Linked DNA regions of Mus musculus: region 2 is linked to region 1. The links are chromatin loops, found by intact Hi-C in ENCODE. Cell type or tissue: left cerebral cortex. All regions are shown on one strand.

The links. A loop is a pair of places that touch in the nucleus more often than their neighbours do. Peaks named below come from ENCODE experiments on the same cell type or tissue, not always from the same donor. Only the 100,000 strongest peaks of a DNase experiment are listed, where the experiment ranks them.
Region 2: it touches region 1 in a loop (3-fold over the local background); 16 of 42 quality-filtered maps call a loop at or near these places.

Annotation. Positions count from the first base shown.
Region 1 is chr4:150,343,504-150,351,503 of GRCm38, reverse strand. The region is part of intron 1 of Rere (arginine glutamic acid dipeptide (RE) repeats); the gene reads right to left. Among named protein-coding and RNA genes, the nearest start is that of Rere, 66 kb to the right of the region's middle. In left cerebral cortex, CTCF peaks have their summits at 4,023 (motif pointing left), 5,752 (motif pointing left) and 5,993 (motif pointing left); DNase peaks (open chromatin) are centred at 4,007, 4,403 and 6,995.
Region 2 is chr4:150,611,639-150,619,638 of GRCm38, reverse strand. It overlaps Rere (arginine glutamic acid dipeptide (RE) repeats), which reads right to left. Exons shown (of 23, transcript NM_001085492.1): 14 at 7,560-7,652; 15 at 6,893-7,092; 16 at 5,753-5,914; 17 at 5,386-5,499; 18 at 3,808-5,162; 19 at 3,476-3,698; 20 at 2,160-2,880; 21 at 1,087-1,233; 22 at 434-614; 23 at 1-183. The coding sequence ends at 150. Among named protein-coding and RNA genes, the nearest start is that of Slc45a1, 37 kb to the left of the region's middle. In left cerebral cortex, no CTCF peak of the experiment used is centred here; a DNase peak (open chromatin) is centred at 3,389; H3K27ac peaks cover 398 bases.

The sequences.
Region 1 (8,000 bases):
GTAGGCTGTGGTTTAAGATGAAACCCAGGAAGAAAAGTCACTCTTCCTATAAAGGACAGTTTGGCTCTTTCAAATAAAAAGGCTTTATTTCTGAGAACACATAAAAATTTGAGACAACCTGCTTTCCAGTTCTGGGAGACTTCTATTACTACACTACACAAACCAACATAACAGAACATCCTGAAAGAGAATCATGTTTTGTTTCCAGCCTGGAGCCCATCTTCCCGGCAACGATGTGCTGATGGCAAATCACCCTGCAGAGCTGCAATGGGCTCCTCAACTTGTTCCAAAGAGTCTGCTCTAAGCCTCGGCCAAAGTGCCAGTCTGACACAGAAAAGTAGCTTTATATTTTACTAACTATATTTGTTCATCTTTTATTATTTTATTTTGTAGTATGTATGAGTGATTACTTCATGCCTGGTGCCTGTGAAGGCCAGAAGACATTAGGTCCTATACAACTTAAGTTACCATGATGTAAAGCATCGTGTGGGCTCAGGGAACAGAACCTAGACGAGCAGGCAGTGCTCTTATCCACTAAGCAATCTTCCCAAGCCTCGGAAAACGAGTTTTAATCTTGTTACCACCAAGTATTCTACCTGTGAACCGAAAAGTTACCATCAGAAACTGTTCTTAATTGGAGATACACTCAGTGGCAGGGCACGGGTCAAGCAGTCAAAAGGCCCTGTATTTGATCCTGAGCAGCACACAATAAAAAAAAAAAAAAAATCATCTATTATACTAACAAGTACATTCATTCTTTATGGTAACAAAAGCAACCCAATTTATATGCATAAGCTGAAGTTGTCACTTCTGGGTAAATACAGAAACCATCATAGTTTATATAGGCTGTACAGAAGTAGACGGTGGGCTATGATGGTTTCTCTATATACAAATAATTGTGAGCGTGAATTTAAAAAGGAAAAAATATTTTATGGCACAGAAAATTCAAATGTCAATGTTCATAGGTAAATTTTTATTGAAAATGTTCGTGTCTGTTCATTTACTTATTTGCTTATGTCAACTTTTGTATGTCATAGACAAGGTTAAAGGAGGCTTGAGAGATGGCTAAGCCATTAAGAGCACTTACAACTCTTACAGAGGACCTCTATTTGATTCTGAGCACCCCACAAGGTAGCTTACAACCATCGTTAATACCAGTTCCAGGGAATCTGCTACCCTCTTCTAATCTCCTCAGGCATGCACATGGTACAGATACATCCAGGCAAAACACTAAAACATATAAAATAAATTAAATCTTTAAAAATAAAAGAGGGCAGGGGAAGGTGGCTAGGCAGTGGTGGCACACACCTTTAATCCCAGCACTCAGGAGGCAGGGGCAAGGCATCTCTATGAGTCTGAGGCCAATCTAGACTACAAAGTGAGTTCTAGGACACCCAGTGCTGTTATACAGAGAAATCCTCTCATGAAAAACAAAGAGGCAGCGTGGAATTGGAAAGTGGAATGTATACAACAGAGCCAGCAAAGCCCAAAATATTTACTCTATGTCCCTTTCATGAAAGGCTTTCTATTTGTAGACATTATATAATGACTACTCAACTTCCTTTCTGTAAAAGCCTTCAATCAACTTCCCTTTTCACCCCTTCTAAGAAAAAGTGAATAGAGAAGGGTCAAGGGGCATGAGGCCCTCACCAAGAGAGGAGGAAGTGTGGAGAGGGAGGAGGAGGAGGAGGAGGAGGAGGAGGAGGAGGAGGAGGAGGAGGAGGAGGAGGAGTAACGGACAGTTACCTTATGTGCTTCCTGTGCTTACGGTGTGGGAAAAGACCAGAAGCGGGCTGACCTGGACAGCGTCCGGAAGCTGTGAGCTAATGCCCATAACCAAAGCTAATGCACAGGATGGCCGTTTTAAAACAAAATTTACTGGGTTGTTATTATTATTATTATTATTATTATTATTATTATTATTATTATTATTATTATTCCTTGCCTGCATGTGTGTCTGTGTGAAGGTGACAAGTCCACTGGAACTGGAGCCTCAGACACTTGTGAGCTGCCATGTGGGTCCTTCAGAAGAGCAGCCAGAGCTCGTAACACCAGCCCCACATAGGATTATCATTTGAACTCTTAATCGGTTTCTTTCCAAAGAAATGGCTGTACCTGTTATAGGTCCAACAACAATTTAATTTAACCACAGGGACTGGGTGACAGGCAGGGGCACAGGCACTCAGCTGAGCTCCCTGTGGAGCCCCTAAGCGGCCTCTCAGTCTGCTCATCTGCCCTGCCTGTGCTTGTACAGGAATCTGCAGATATTAGTGTGCTTTAACAGGCAGGCTTCCCAGCAAGAGTGATAAACTGGAATTCGATACAGCTAATAAATGCAACTGAATAGCTTTGTTTTAGCCAGTCCTGATGGCACAAGTCAACAATCCCAGCACGTAAGAGAATCGAGACAGAAGAATCAAGAGTTCAAAGCCAGCCAGAGCTATGTAAAATTCTATCACAAAAAACTAAAGCATATGGGGCTAGAGAGCTGGGCCACTGATTAAAGTAATTTCTGCTCTTCTAAAAGACCTAAATTTGGTTCTAAGCACCTATGTCAAGGCAGATCACAAGAGCCTGCAACAACAGCTGCAAGGGAGGCAACACTCTCTTCCGGCCTCCATATACATGCTGCATACACACACACACACACACACACACACACACAGACAAAAACTCATTTAGAGGCTGGAATGATGGTAAATGCACTTGCCACCAAACCTGATGACCTAAGGTAGATCCCTTGGGACACATGGGATAAGGAGAGAATTGACTCCCACCAGCTGTCTTTTGACTGCCATCATTTTCTACCTGTGGTTAGGCTTGTTATTAGACTGAACAGAGCTTTGACCTAAAAGAGTTACAACCATTTTTTTTAAGGAAAAAAAACAAATCATCCTCTCTCTCTCTCTCTCTCTCTCTCTCTGTGTTTATGTGTATTTTCTAAATAAATAAATGTATATAATAATTTTTAAAGGCTCATTTAGACTTGAAAACAGTTCTTTCCAGACAGACTTGATGGCTTACTCAGATGACTCAAAAGTACATGAGGGAGCAGGAACACAAGTTTGAAGACAGCCTAGACTGCATGCAAAGATCAAAGTGAACAGTTTAACAAAACTCTATCCCGAAATAAAATTTATAAATGGCTAAAGACATACTTCAATGCTTAAAACACTTGCCTTATATGCTGTGCAAGGCTCTAAGTTCAATCCAAAGAAGAAGGGGGGGGGGGACGAAGGGGGGATGAGGGGGAGGGGGAAAGGGAGGGGAGGGGAGGGGGAGAAGAGGAAGAAAACAGTAATAACAACAATGATGCATGGACTAGAATTCCCTGGAATATACACACCACACACCTTTAAGACTCTGAGGGAAAGATCAGGCCTATTGGCACATACATGTAATTGCAGGTATACAGGAGGCTAAGGAAAAAAGAATTCTAAGTCCAAGACCTGCCTATGCCAATATATGAGACCATTAGTTTAACCCCTAAAGGTAAATAAATTAAAGAGGAAGTGATTGGTTTAATACCTTTGAAATACTGCTGAATGTAGTGCACATAATACCTAAGGAACTCTGGAACATTTGGCACTGGAAGACATCAATCCATTGGGCATTTACAATTTCCACTCAGTTGTTGAAAATGTCAGTTTCTAGCAGAGGGTATGCCTAGTTCCTACCTAAGAAAGGCTTGCAAACACCAGCTATTCCCTTCCTTTTGCATTTGTTCCACAAATGCCCAAAAAGCAAATTCAGTTCAACTGAGCGAGTCAATAAAAATCCCAGCTTTTATATGGCAGTGTGTTTATACCAGGCAAAGTCATTCTCTAAGGTCAAATCATTATGATGTATTATCTAACAAACTTTTTAAGACAAACCAGATCACTTCTTTCCAAAACTTACATTTCCAAAAACCTGGAAAACCATGTGGGAAGATCCCAAAGCAAATACCTGGATTGTTTTTCCAAATGAAAACTTAAGAGGCAAGAGGACGAATACGCTGAGCTGCACTGCCCTCTAGAGTCTCCTTCTGATACTGTTCTTAGCCTTGAAATAATTAAACACTAATTATAAAACTCTTCTAATTACACAAGTGCTCAGTATTCTAATATTGTAGGCTGACCTTTTTAGTGGATTAGTAGTAGTTGTTATTAAAGCCTATAATATTTCAATTACTATTATTAAAGGTCAAAAATACTTGCCAAAAGAGAAAGGACTGTACCCAAAACAGAATTTTCTAATTTGCATTTCTTTTAAAAAGTTTTAAAAGAATTCAAACTGAAGCTATCCATAAAACAAAGACCACTTGGAGCATATACTAATTAGCTCCCAGAGCCAGGAGCACAAGCTCAGCCAAAAGAGCCACCGCTCCCACCAGGGAACCAGCCCCCCTTCCTCCCTCTCCCCCTCCCCCTTCCCCAGCTCTCATCAGCCCAGGCAGCTCCTCACAGCTCCTGCCTCTCCTCCTGCCAGGCAACCAGGATTCCAAAGGGATCCTGAGGAGCTAATGAGAAGCCATGGCCACTAAGACCTGTGTCAAAGCACACACTCCAAGGCCCACTTTTCCTGAGCACGCAATAAGCAACACGGTAAGGACAGGAAGTAAACAAGCTGCAATTCCTGATACTGAAGAGCTAATCAAAAGTTATTCATTAATGTTATTCATTAATGTGCACCACTGGCAGTACTGGGTGGGTGGGGCCTTGCTTGTCACAGTGAGTGACCAGGGCTTGTTTTAATCTACATTTGTCGTCCTCCTAAAAAGAAAGAAAAAAAGATTTAAAGAGAACCATCACTGCTCCTGACAGTGTTATTGTTTCTGAACAGCTATCCTAATTCTTGCCAGTGCACAAAAGAAATCTTTCAGGTGAATATGGGGAAATCATTGAGGGGCCCAGACCTTTATATTCAATACTCCAAAAAAAAAAAATTGAAATAGGAAACCAAACTAATGCTTCATACCTAAATGTCCATTTTTACTTTTGAAAATCACCTAATAAAAGTAATCTTGAAAGTGGGTAATCTTTAATCCCAGTACTGAGGAGGAAGAGGCAGGTGGATCTCTGGGTTCTCAGTTTGAGGCCAACCTGGTCTACAAAGCAAGTTCCAAGACAGCTAAGGCTATACAGAGAAGCCCCATCTCAAAAGATTAACAAAACAAAAAACAAACAAAAAAAGTAATCTGAGGTTCCACTGCAATGCAGTAGATGAGCTGAGGGAGGGAGGGAGTGTGAAAGACAAAACGCCTGCGAGCGCTACAGGTCAGCAATGACGACGGCCTGGGTTTGTAAAGTAAAGCTGTACACATGAACCTATCTACACAAGCCTGCTTTCCCACAATGACAGAATTGAGACTGGATACTCCTATAGCCAGCACTGACACACCCGTCAGCCTTCTCCAGACGGACACTTAGAGGATGCTGTGTTTATGAGCTCCATCTCCACTACATCCTAATACTGGAGATGAAATGATGTGGACTCACAGGAAGACCTGACAGTGTAACAGACTCAATAGGACTCTTCACCTTAGGCTTTTCAAGAGATTCAATGACAAGTCCAGTGTTTTCTTTTTCTTCTTTAAAAATTATTACTGGGCTGAAGTGATGGGTCAGTAGTTAAAGAGCACTGACTATTTATTCTTCCTGGTCCTGAGTTCAATTCCCAGGAACCACATGGTGGCTCACAAACATCTGTAATGGGATCTGATGCCCTCTTCTGGTGTGTCTGAAGACAGCTACAGTGTGGTCATATAAATAAAACAAATCTTTTTGTTTGTTTGTTTGTTCTTCAAGACAGGGTTTCTCTGTGTAGCCCTGGCTGTCCTGGAACTCACTTTGTAGACCAGGGTGGCCTCGAACTCAGAGATCCGCCTGCCTCTGCCTCCCAAGTGCTGAGATTAAAGGCGTGTGCCACCACCGCCCGGCAAAACAAACAAATCTTTAAAAAATAAAATTTAAATTAAAAAAAATGGGAAAAAATATTATTTCAAATCTGATGCCCTCTTCTGGAGTGGCTGAAGATAGCAACAGTGTGCTCACATACATAAAATAAATAAATCTTAAGAAAGAAAGAAAGAAAGAAAGAAAGAAAGAAAGAAAGAAAGAAAGAAAGAAAGAGATGCCTACACAGACCCTCCCTTCCCTTATCTTTGCTCCAGAAATTAGGAGCTCTGAATTTGACATGTGCAATGATGTCTCTTTTGCTTGTTTATCCTGTTCTGCCTCTGGACCATCATCACACATGGGTTCCCTCTGCCCAAAACAGACTTCCATTTTCCTCACTGTGACACCCACTTTTCAGTCAGGGTTCTCAAAAGGAACAGAAGGAATATAATTTTTACATTAAAAGGCTGTGGTCTAGATGGTACAACAATGCTATCTCCTGAAGCAAAGGACAAGAATCCAGTAACTGTTCACTCCATAGGACTGGATGCCTCAACATTCTCAGTGTCTGATGCTAGAGTTACAGAGGGTTTCCTAAAGAACTGCTGGTCTTCACTGCATGCTAGAATTCCTAAAAGTAGGTTCTAGCAGGGGAGGGGACAGAGAAGGGACGGCAGGACAGACCAGTAACAGGACAGACAGTGCCACTGAGAGTGAAGGCAAGCACAGGAAAAGCAAAGCTTCCTTCTCCCATCTTCTTTCTGTGGCATTGGGCAGCAGCCAGAAGGCATGGTCAAGCGTTAGGGTGAGTTTTCTTACCTCAAATGATCCAATTAAGGAAATCCCTCACAGTTAAGCCCAGTTGATTCCACAACTTGACAACAAAGATTAGCCACCATCCTTTGGGTCTCAAGTTAGTTCTCTCTTGCTGTGAGTCACCTAACAACCTCAGAACACCACACGCTACCAAAACTGTATCACTTCATATGCTTCAGACAAGCAAAGTCTCTTCACCACAGTAAATCCCAAAGAATTAGCAAGATTTCTGGAACAAAGCAGACACTGGCTATTAGCTATCAAGTCAGTCCTACGTGGGAAGAGAACAGAGTGACTTTCACCAAGTGCACGAAATGAGCTACGAAAGGACAGACTTTGGCGTGGACATTTCATTCAAACTGCTCATCAGCATACACGCAATAAAGCATGCTTCTTGGTCAAGATGTTTGTGCAGGAATAGAAACCCTGACTCAGACAGTCGGTAAGTTTTACAGCTTGCTTTTTCAGCCTTTTCTCCTTCTTTTTAAACAAGAGTCTCACTATCTAGCCTCGGCTGTGCCATTAAGTCATTAAAATGAGAGGGAACACGACTGACTAAATCATCACCTTCTCTAATGCAGGACTCTTCCTATGCTCAAAGCACTTAGCCAACAGCACACTAGAGCTCACAAGCCACACTCCATACACATCTAGCCATCAACCTGTTCCCGCACTGTGTATGTAGTCCAGCTGACTTGGAATTCCTCTTACACCCCAGATTAGCCTTGGCTCACAGCAATCCTCCAGCCTCAACCTTCCCCAAACTTATATTATAGGCATGTGCCCACCAGGCCTTGTCCTTCATCTGACTGTGTTGTTACTATTATCCCCCCTCCTAAAAGTTACTGGAGATGACAAGATATACAGCATATATACCAACACTATACTACACAGATACATAGAATCTCATATAAAATTGAAACCATTTCTTTAAGAAAAACACCATCATTTATCTTGACTAATTTTTAGGCAATGAAAACTCAAAAGTGAAATTATTTGTCAAAAGACATTCTGTGGGGAAATGTGAAGCTGAGTCCCCATGCTCCTGGCTCTCCTGAATATTCTTCTCTCACCACATACCTCAAAGATCTCTTCCTGTTCATTTTAACACAATTACTGCCTTAGTTCAAAAGCTCAGTTTGCGGTCTTGGTCATGGTCACTACTACAATCTCACAGTTTAGTGCTGTCTCAAACACTGTGCCCTGCCCCCACTCTATCCCCAAAGCATTGACAGATGCACCCTTCATTTCCAAACAGTCTCCATGCTCTAGCCCAAACACAGTCTGAAAATTCCAGAGAAACTG
Region 2 (8,000 bases), 270 kb before region 1:
CAGATGTGTTTTAGTTGTGGGTTTTAAATATATAGAGAAATCTTTAGACGATATTCCTCTTTGCTCTTGCAGCCCCTACTAGATGTAAATGTCCTGTTTCTGCCCCCTAGAACTGGGGTTTCCACAGCCAGCATTAACAAATAAATAACTTATAACTGCTTGTCACCTTCTTTCTTCAGTCGACTGGTGAGAAACGAGAAAACAGAAGAATGGACATCAGGACATGCTAGGTGATGCAGGAGGCGACCCTGCAGCTACAGGCAAAGACTGGCCAATCTGTCTGCTTCTAGGTTCCACCCCACCCAGCAGTCTCTCGTAGCCAAGTCATGCTCGCATGCATCCATCCCTTTCTCTCAGAAAAAAGGGGGTGGCCCTGGTGCTTGCTTCATGGGGATAAGGTTGGGGTGAGAAGCCTGTGCCCCCCTCACCTCACCTGTAATAATCCTCCTGACTTGGCAGATGGCCACCATGCATGTGTGGATGTCCGTGCAGCCACTGCTGCTCCATGGCTAGTCTCTGTAGCTCGGCTGACTGGGCATGCATGGCCTGAAGCTGGTGGGCTGCTGACATGGGGGGTGGAATAGCCCCAGGCAGGTCTCGGGGATAGGGGGTGCCTGCCAAGCGCAAAACAGGCTCTGCTACAAAAACAAGTCAAGGGAGCAGCCATGACCAGAGCAACCAAGACAGACCAGGAAGGAGGGGAGAGGGCTCAGCAGAGTGCTCACTCCCCAGCAAGGAAAGCCGAGCCAGCCCTTCCCAGGCTCTACAGAGCTTCCCCAGGGGCAGGGCTGCTCAGCAGAGGCCCTGAAGCCAGGAGCTTATACCAGCGACTCCTAGACCTCATGCCCAGACCTTGCCTGCCCTCTTCTCCTCCTCCCCAGACCTCAACCTGTCAGGTGCCTGCAGCCCAGGCAGGCCTGGTTCCTGCCAGGCTATTTTGCTGTGCATTTATGGCCTCTGTACTTCAAACCCTGCCCAGCAGTCTACCTGCCTGGTCCCTATGTGCAGTTGGTAAAGTGAGCTGCTGATCTGACTCAATCCCAACTTCCATTTGGAACCCCACGTTGTCCTCCAGTGATTTCTTACCAAAAACTGGGTGGCGCAGCATCTCGTGCTCGTGAGGGGGCTGTCCAAGTAGAGGGTTAGGGAGGGTGCCCGGGGGATAGGGGAAGCGAGCTAAGTGAGGGCCAGCAGTCAAGGGGTCAACCAGGGGGTGAACTGGGCCTGCTGAACCTAAAACAAACAAACAGACAGACAGACTCAGGTCCAGATGTAGCAGGTGTATGGCTCTGGCTCTCCTTCCTTTGAGTCCCACTGTGACTTCCCTTTCACCCAAGATGGCTCTGGCTCATGAGGATGGGAACTATCACCTGGCTGCAGAGTCCTGACCTCCTTTTGGGGAGTACAGTAGTAAGGCGGAGAGCAGTACAGAGCTCAGCCCTGACCAGCCATTTCTTGCCACCACGCCTAAAACAGCTGAGCATTGTGCGTCTTTGAGAACCCAGCATAGGTGGACGCAGCTCTAGCTCCTCAGCTCACAGCTAATGCCATTTCTTCTTCATAATCTATGCAGTGTATTCACCCTGGTCAGTCCTGTCCTGGGTCCCCGGTGAGGAGCACTCAACCTCAGGCCTTCTGTGGGCCCTTCTGGCTGCTCACCCTGGCTTACTCTCACCCATTGCAGTAGCCCTCTGATCTCAATGCTGCCCCACTTTTTGGACTCATAGCCAGCCTCCCTCATAACCAATTCCATGAAGCTTTGAAGGGAGTGAGTGGTACCTGCTGTGTCTGCCTCTGCCTCAGACCAGTCTTCCCGCAGCTGCCTAGAGAATGGACCTTCAGGAACTCAGTTCCCAAAGGACAGAGCTGTGCTTTGCCTGGCCACTGATTCAAAGCTAGTGGAAGTCCTGCCCTCCGCCGCACCCCCTCCCCACCCCACTGTGGGAAAAGAGGCATTTTCTTTAGGTAGCCCAGTGCCTATATCCAGACCTGGCTCTGAAGGCCATGAGAGCCCTGATCTGTTGTCTCCTACCCACAGCACAGGACTAGGCTTCTCTAGAGGCCTCTCTGCCGAAGGAAGCCCAGGTGTAGAGCACAGAAAGAAGTGTGATTCTTGGACAGAAGCTGCCTCCAGCCTTGCTTCTGAATTGGGTACACACCTTGGTGGAGAGGATCCTGCTGGTGGAGGTGGAGGTGGGAGTGGATGTGTGAATGCTGGTGATGGTGTGGAGTGACATTAAACATCTGCAGTCGTGCCAGGGGGTCGCTGGTGAGTGATGCCATACGCTCAGCATGGATGCGCTCGGCTGCCAGTCTGTCTGGGTAACTCATCTCAGGCCGCAGCTGAGGACCTGCTAGTGCCAGTCTCTCCCGCTCCAAAGGGTTGAGGCCCGGGTGGAAAGAGGCAAAGGGGTGGGGGCCAGCTGCAGGAGGGATGGTGAGGGCGCTGTGCCGGGCAAAATGCTCCATGGGGTTGGTGGCTGGGTGCAGGGGGTCCAGCTCTGGGGGCTTCACCTCAAAGCCTGGCTTCATCCTCTCCCGCAATTCCCGCTCCCGGATCTCGCGCTCTCTGATCTCGCGCTCTCGGAGCTCCCGCTCGCGGATGGTGGGATCAACATTGTACAAGCCAGGCATGTGGTAGGCCAGCAGGGGGTCGGTGGGATTAAGGGGCATGTAGAAGGGGTGGTTGCGGTTGGTGGGAGACATGACATGAGGCCGAGCATATTCGCTCAGTGTCCGGAGGGCAGGTGTGTCAGGCCCAATATATGGGGGCACAGCAGCGATTGTGGTCGGTGGTGGCTCGAAGGAGGGTCGCATGTGACCCGGGCCACTGAGCTGAGGGTCACTAAGACGGCCTTCATGTGCAGAGCTGGATGCCTTCTGCTGAAGTAAAAAGGGGGGTCTAAGTCGGGCGCTCACTACAGAGGTAGGCCAATTTAGTCCCTTCACCCCAACACAGTGACAAGGGATCTTTGTCAGGTCAGGCATCAGGACAGCCCAGACTCCACTACCACACTCTGATCTGTGCCTGCCTGCAGTTCCCCTTATAGTGAGGATGAGTGCATGTGTGCACTTGTGCTAACAGTTACAGCTGTGTATCTATGCACCAGAGAGCCAAGCAGGCTATGAAATCTACTGTGATGAAATTTCAAATGCTGCCACTTCCAGATTTGGCATCCCTCATACTTCCTGGTCAAGCAGGTACCAGATACCCAGCCCACAAGTGGGCTTCAAAACAGGATGCCCCTGTGTATCCCCACTCCCCTGTTAAATCACCCCTCCTGTCTCTCTGACACCTCAAGATTAAGGAGGAGACAACTCTATAAGCTGCAAGCAAAGGACCAGTCAGAGTCTTGACTGCCGGGCAATAAATAGCTTACAGCCTAGAGAACACTAACAGCCTGGGATCCATGCCAGTCGCCACGCCTGGCTGGGGACACTGCTTTCCTGCTTGTCAGGCCCCTTCAGGACTCACAGCAGCGCGCTCTGCCTCCCGTTCCCGCTCTCTCTCCCGTTCTCGCTCTTTTTCCTTCTCTTTCTCCCGCTCCCGTTCCTCTCGGGCTTTCTGTTCAGCCTCCCGCTTGGCCTTCTCAATGGCCTCCTCCCTCTTCTTGGCTAGTTTGGATCCAGCCAGAGGCATGAAGTACAGGTCTGTCCGTGCACACGAGTTGTAGCCCCGGTCCAGGTGTTTGTAGAACCTAGAGAGGTAGCAGGTCTGGTTGGGGCTCCTGCTGAGGGCCGCACCCTTCCTCGCCTCCACCAAGTCCACCCACACCCAGGTGGGCCCACGGTCCTCAGAAGCAGTACCTGGCAGACTGGCTGGCATGGCTGGGGGTGTCCACTACAGTGGGCTCAGGGGATGGGCTCCTGGGGGGTGGAGGAGGGCTCTCTGGCTCCTCAGCTTCATCCAGAGCCTCCTCCTTGATTTGCACAGCAGGGAGTGGGCAAGATGGCGCCCCAGGAACACTGCCTCCAGAAGACACAGCAGCAGAGCAGGGTGGCTGTGATGAGGAGCTGGGCCCGGCAGGAGGGGTGGAAGTGGGGGGGCAGGAGGGCGGGGTGATGGGAGGGGGGCCTCCAGGTACGAAAGGGTGCTGGGGAAATGGGGATTGGGAGGGCACCTGGTGGAGGCCAGTGGTAGGATGGGAGGCAGCAGGAGGTGGTAGGCTCTGGCTCTGGGTCAGCCCAGGTGGCTGGGCAGGTGAAGAGGGCAAGGGCTGGCTCTGAGGCATGAGTTGTAAGGGTGGAGGGTGGGCTGAGGGAGGGTGGTGTGTGGACAGTGAGCTCAGGGGTTTCAGGGCTGGCGGGGGTGGCAGATTGGCATTCAGAGAGAAGGGGGAGGGGCCTGAGAGGTGAGGCGGATGTTTGTGGGCTTGTGGTGCTGGAAGCTGGGGAATTGGTGTGGTGGGTGGGGGTTTGATGTGAGGCATAGCTAAAGGGGCAGGAGGCAAGGGCTGTTCCCTTGGGGGCTGTTGGGGCTGCAGCGCTGACTGCGACGCTGGAAGCTGTATGGTGCTATGAGGATGAGCTGCTGCCGGGGAGGGGCCCAGAGGGCCCTGACCTTGGGAGGGCTGGGAAGGAAGTCCAAAGGGCTGAGGAGGTCCTGGGTGCTGTAACAGGGGTCCAGTCTGTAGGCTGTGAGGGCCAGGCGGGCCCTGACTGTGCAAGGAGGGCTGGGGGTGAGGTTGTGCAGAGCTCTGGCTAGGCGGTGCAGTCATAGGCTGCAGTGGAGGATGAGGTGAGGGCAGCCGAGGGGGGTGCAGGGTGGGTGCCTGTTGGATGTGGGTGTGGGCTGCAGGTGCAACTGTAGACTGAGTCTGGTTAGGGGGCTGTGAGGTTGCAGGGGAGCCCTGTGGAGGGACTGCAGTGGCAGAGGGTGTGGGTCCTTGGGTGGGAAGCTGGGGTGTTCCTGGAGGGGCTGTGGAGGGAGCCGAGGCAGCACCACTGGGAGCTTGCAAGGCTGGGGGCTGGGCCTGCAACATCTGCTGCTGTGCTGATGAGTCCGAGTCACTCTCATTATCCTGAGGGCTGGGGATACTGGGAGACGTGCTGCGATTATCCTGGTCAATGTCTTTCGGGTCACTGCTGCCCTCATCGTTGACACTGCGACTGTCCGAACTCTCCCCCTCTCCTTCAGAGGGAGAGTTGGGACGGCTAATCTCCTAAAAGCAGAGAAGCAAGAGATGTAGAAAGTAGAGCTCTGCACGCATGGCTAGTGTGTGACACAACCAAGGTCTATGCAGAGGCAGCAGGGAGCTCAGCTCTTGCCCGAAGAAGGCAGGATCCAGACTTGTTCTTTCCTGGAAGTTAGGCAATGCCTTCCCCAGGAGGACCTGAGCTTGTGTGCAGTGGAGGTGGGGTGTCAGGGTGTCACAGGAGCCTCACCTGGGTCTTTGTCTTTTTGGAGGTGATCCTATCAGTGTCTTCTGTGTCAGAGGCCACCTTCTCCCGCTGGCGCTTGGTGCTCTTCAGAGGGGATGCAGCCTCTTCCTTCACCTTCTACAGTGGAAGCAGAAGAGATGAGAGTTTGTGGACGCTGCTCTCCAAAGGGCCAATAAGGGGGCCAAAGGAGCAGCTAGCTAGAAAGGAGAATCCTCGGCCCTAGGAGCCTACCAACCACTCCATTCTGTCTCTGGGGCCTTGGCAAATTTGTGGCAGAAGACCCCATTTCTCTAGGCCCTAGCCAGGGAAATGTCAAGGCCCAGATGGGAGGGAGAGAGCAGGGAGCTTCCACTGCACCCCAGTCCCTGACCTTGGCTGACTTCTTCACTGTCTCTGCTTTACTGTCATTGCTGGAAGTGCTAGCAGCACTGGGGGAGTTCCGGCCACTGGATCGGATGTCTTCATTGATGGGTGAGGCACGACCATCAGGACTGGTGGGCTGCTTCTTCCGACCACTGCGTAGTGTAGACATCTGCCCCTCCAAAACCAAACAAAAGTGAGAATGGACTTCCAGGCCCCACAGATGCCATCTAAGTCTAGTCATTGGCAAGGTAGGCTCAACAGTGAGTTCATAAATTCACCCAAACCCAGAAACACATCCTGAGGGAAGACCTCGGAAATGAGCAGGGCTCTGAGGGGTAAGGAGAAGTCAGCTGACTGCCCATGCTCACCAACAAACCACACCACAGAACATCTGTGGATTAATCAAAAGGACAGAAGTCACCCAAGGAGACAAGGCTGTGAAGTACTGCAGGCAACTCGCACAGTTGCCTGGCTGTGGCTCAGCTGAGGTCAGACCATTCTGTTCACCTGCCAGAAAGGCCCTCGGAGAGGTCAGTGCTGGGGAGAAAGATCCCTCAGTGCTCACTGCCGCAAGCCTCAAAGACCCTCGCATGGCCCTAGACACACCTGACCTAGGTTAAACAAAGCTGCAGCCATTGCTGTGCTCCCCCACCCCACAAACAGGGGTTCTCTGTGTCGCCCTGGCTGTCCTGGACCTTACTCCATAAACCAGGCTGGCCTCAAATTCAGAGATTGGCCTGTCTCTGCCTCCTGAATGCTGGGATTAAAGGTACCACATGTAGGCAGGTTGGCTTTGAGTTTACGGCAATCCTTCTGCCACAGCTCCCAAATGTTAGGATTATAGATGTGAGCCACCATGGCTAGGTGGACAAATCTTCACTAACCTATGTAAAAATGTAGGATCAAATTCTAAGAAAAAGAAACTACGAAGTTAAAAGTTAGAGATGTGCCCATTGGAGGCAAGTGGCGTACATGCCCGAGACAAGAGTTCCGAGGGCCCGGGGGAGGTGGCACTGGATTACAAACAACACCAAGCTCCCTGAGCACTCCATGGCCCCAGTCCACAGGCAAGGCCACTGCCTTCAGGGAGGGCACGTGTGTGTGTGTGTGTGTGTGTGTGTGTGTGTGTGTGCGCGCCCCCGCTCACCGAGCCCCGGCTCCGCCGCGTCCTCATGCTATGCTTCCCACTGAGCCCATCGTCCTCCTCCTTGACAGGCTTGAACATGAAGGGCGGGGGGTCCACGGGCTTCTCGATGGGTGGCAGCTCACCGTACTTCTTGAAGTGGATGCGACAGTCCGTGCACAGTAGGATGTTTTCCCGGCCCCCGTGGTGCCAGTCTTTGGAGGCTACATGAGTGGAGGCAGGCAATGTTGGAAACCATCTGTCTCTGGGATATCTGAACAGAGGGGCCCTTCTGTGGGCTCCACTTGACCCTGAGTCACAAGAGTGACTATGAGCTTGGATAGATGCCTGCCCCTGGACAACCCAAGCTGATGAGGGGATTCCACTGGCCAGTCCCATGTAGCCACCTCTTTCAGATGATAACCACTGCTCAGGAACAACAGAAGCTGCCCCCTCACCGTGTATGAGTCCCTCCTACCCAGTAAGTTAGTTCTGAGTACAGCGTAGCTCACCGGGAAGCAAGTCAGAAGAAGAAAGGCTCAAGGCTTTCAAGCAACCCAAGCATCAAGTCAGTCAGTGCTCACCACGCTTCCATCCAGCACATGAAAGGTTCTTAATCTGGCAGCCCAGAGCCTCGCCCGGCCCGGGAGTGAGCACCTGCCCTGCATGGAGGGCACCCGAGGCCACTTACTGGTGGTGAAGCAGTGACGGCAGGCGTACCCCTTCAGCTCCTGTTCGCTGTCCTCACTGTCAAAGTCATCCTCACTAGCTGAACTCAGGTCCACTGTACAAAGATGGGCCAAAGTGGAAACAGAAGAGACACCATCATGTTCAGCTGGGAATGGGACCAGCAGTAAAATAACCACACATACTGAGGTAAGCATCAGTCACAAAGGCTCATTTTTAATTCCTCAGGAGCTGTCACCAGAGCAAAGAGCTTGCACCTGTGCGGAAAGTACTCAAGGTCCTGCCCTGCTAGATTTTGGGAGGCTGATGTCACTCACACCTGAATCCTGTGGTGGCCAGCACAGGTGAATCTGTACCCACAATGCCTTCCTCGTACATCCGAGCAGCCTAGAATTCCGTCTTATTGAACCTAGATGGCTTCTGGCTCTCACAAAGCAGAACACAC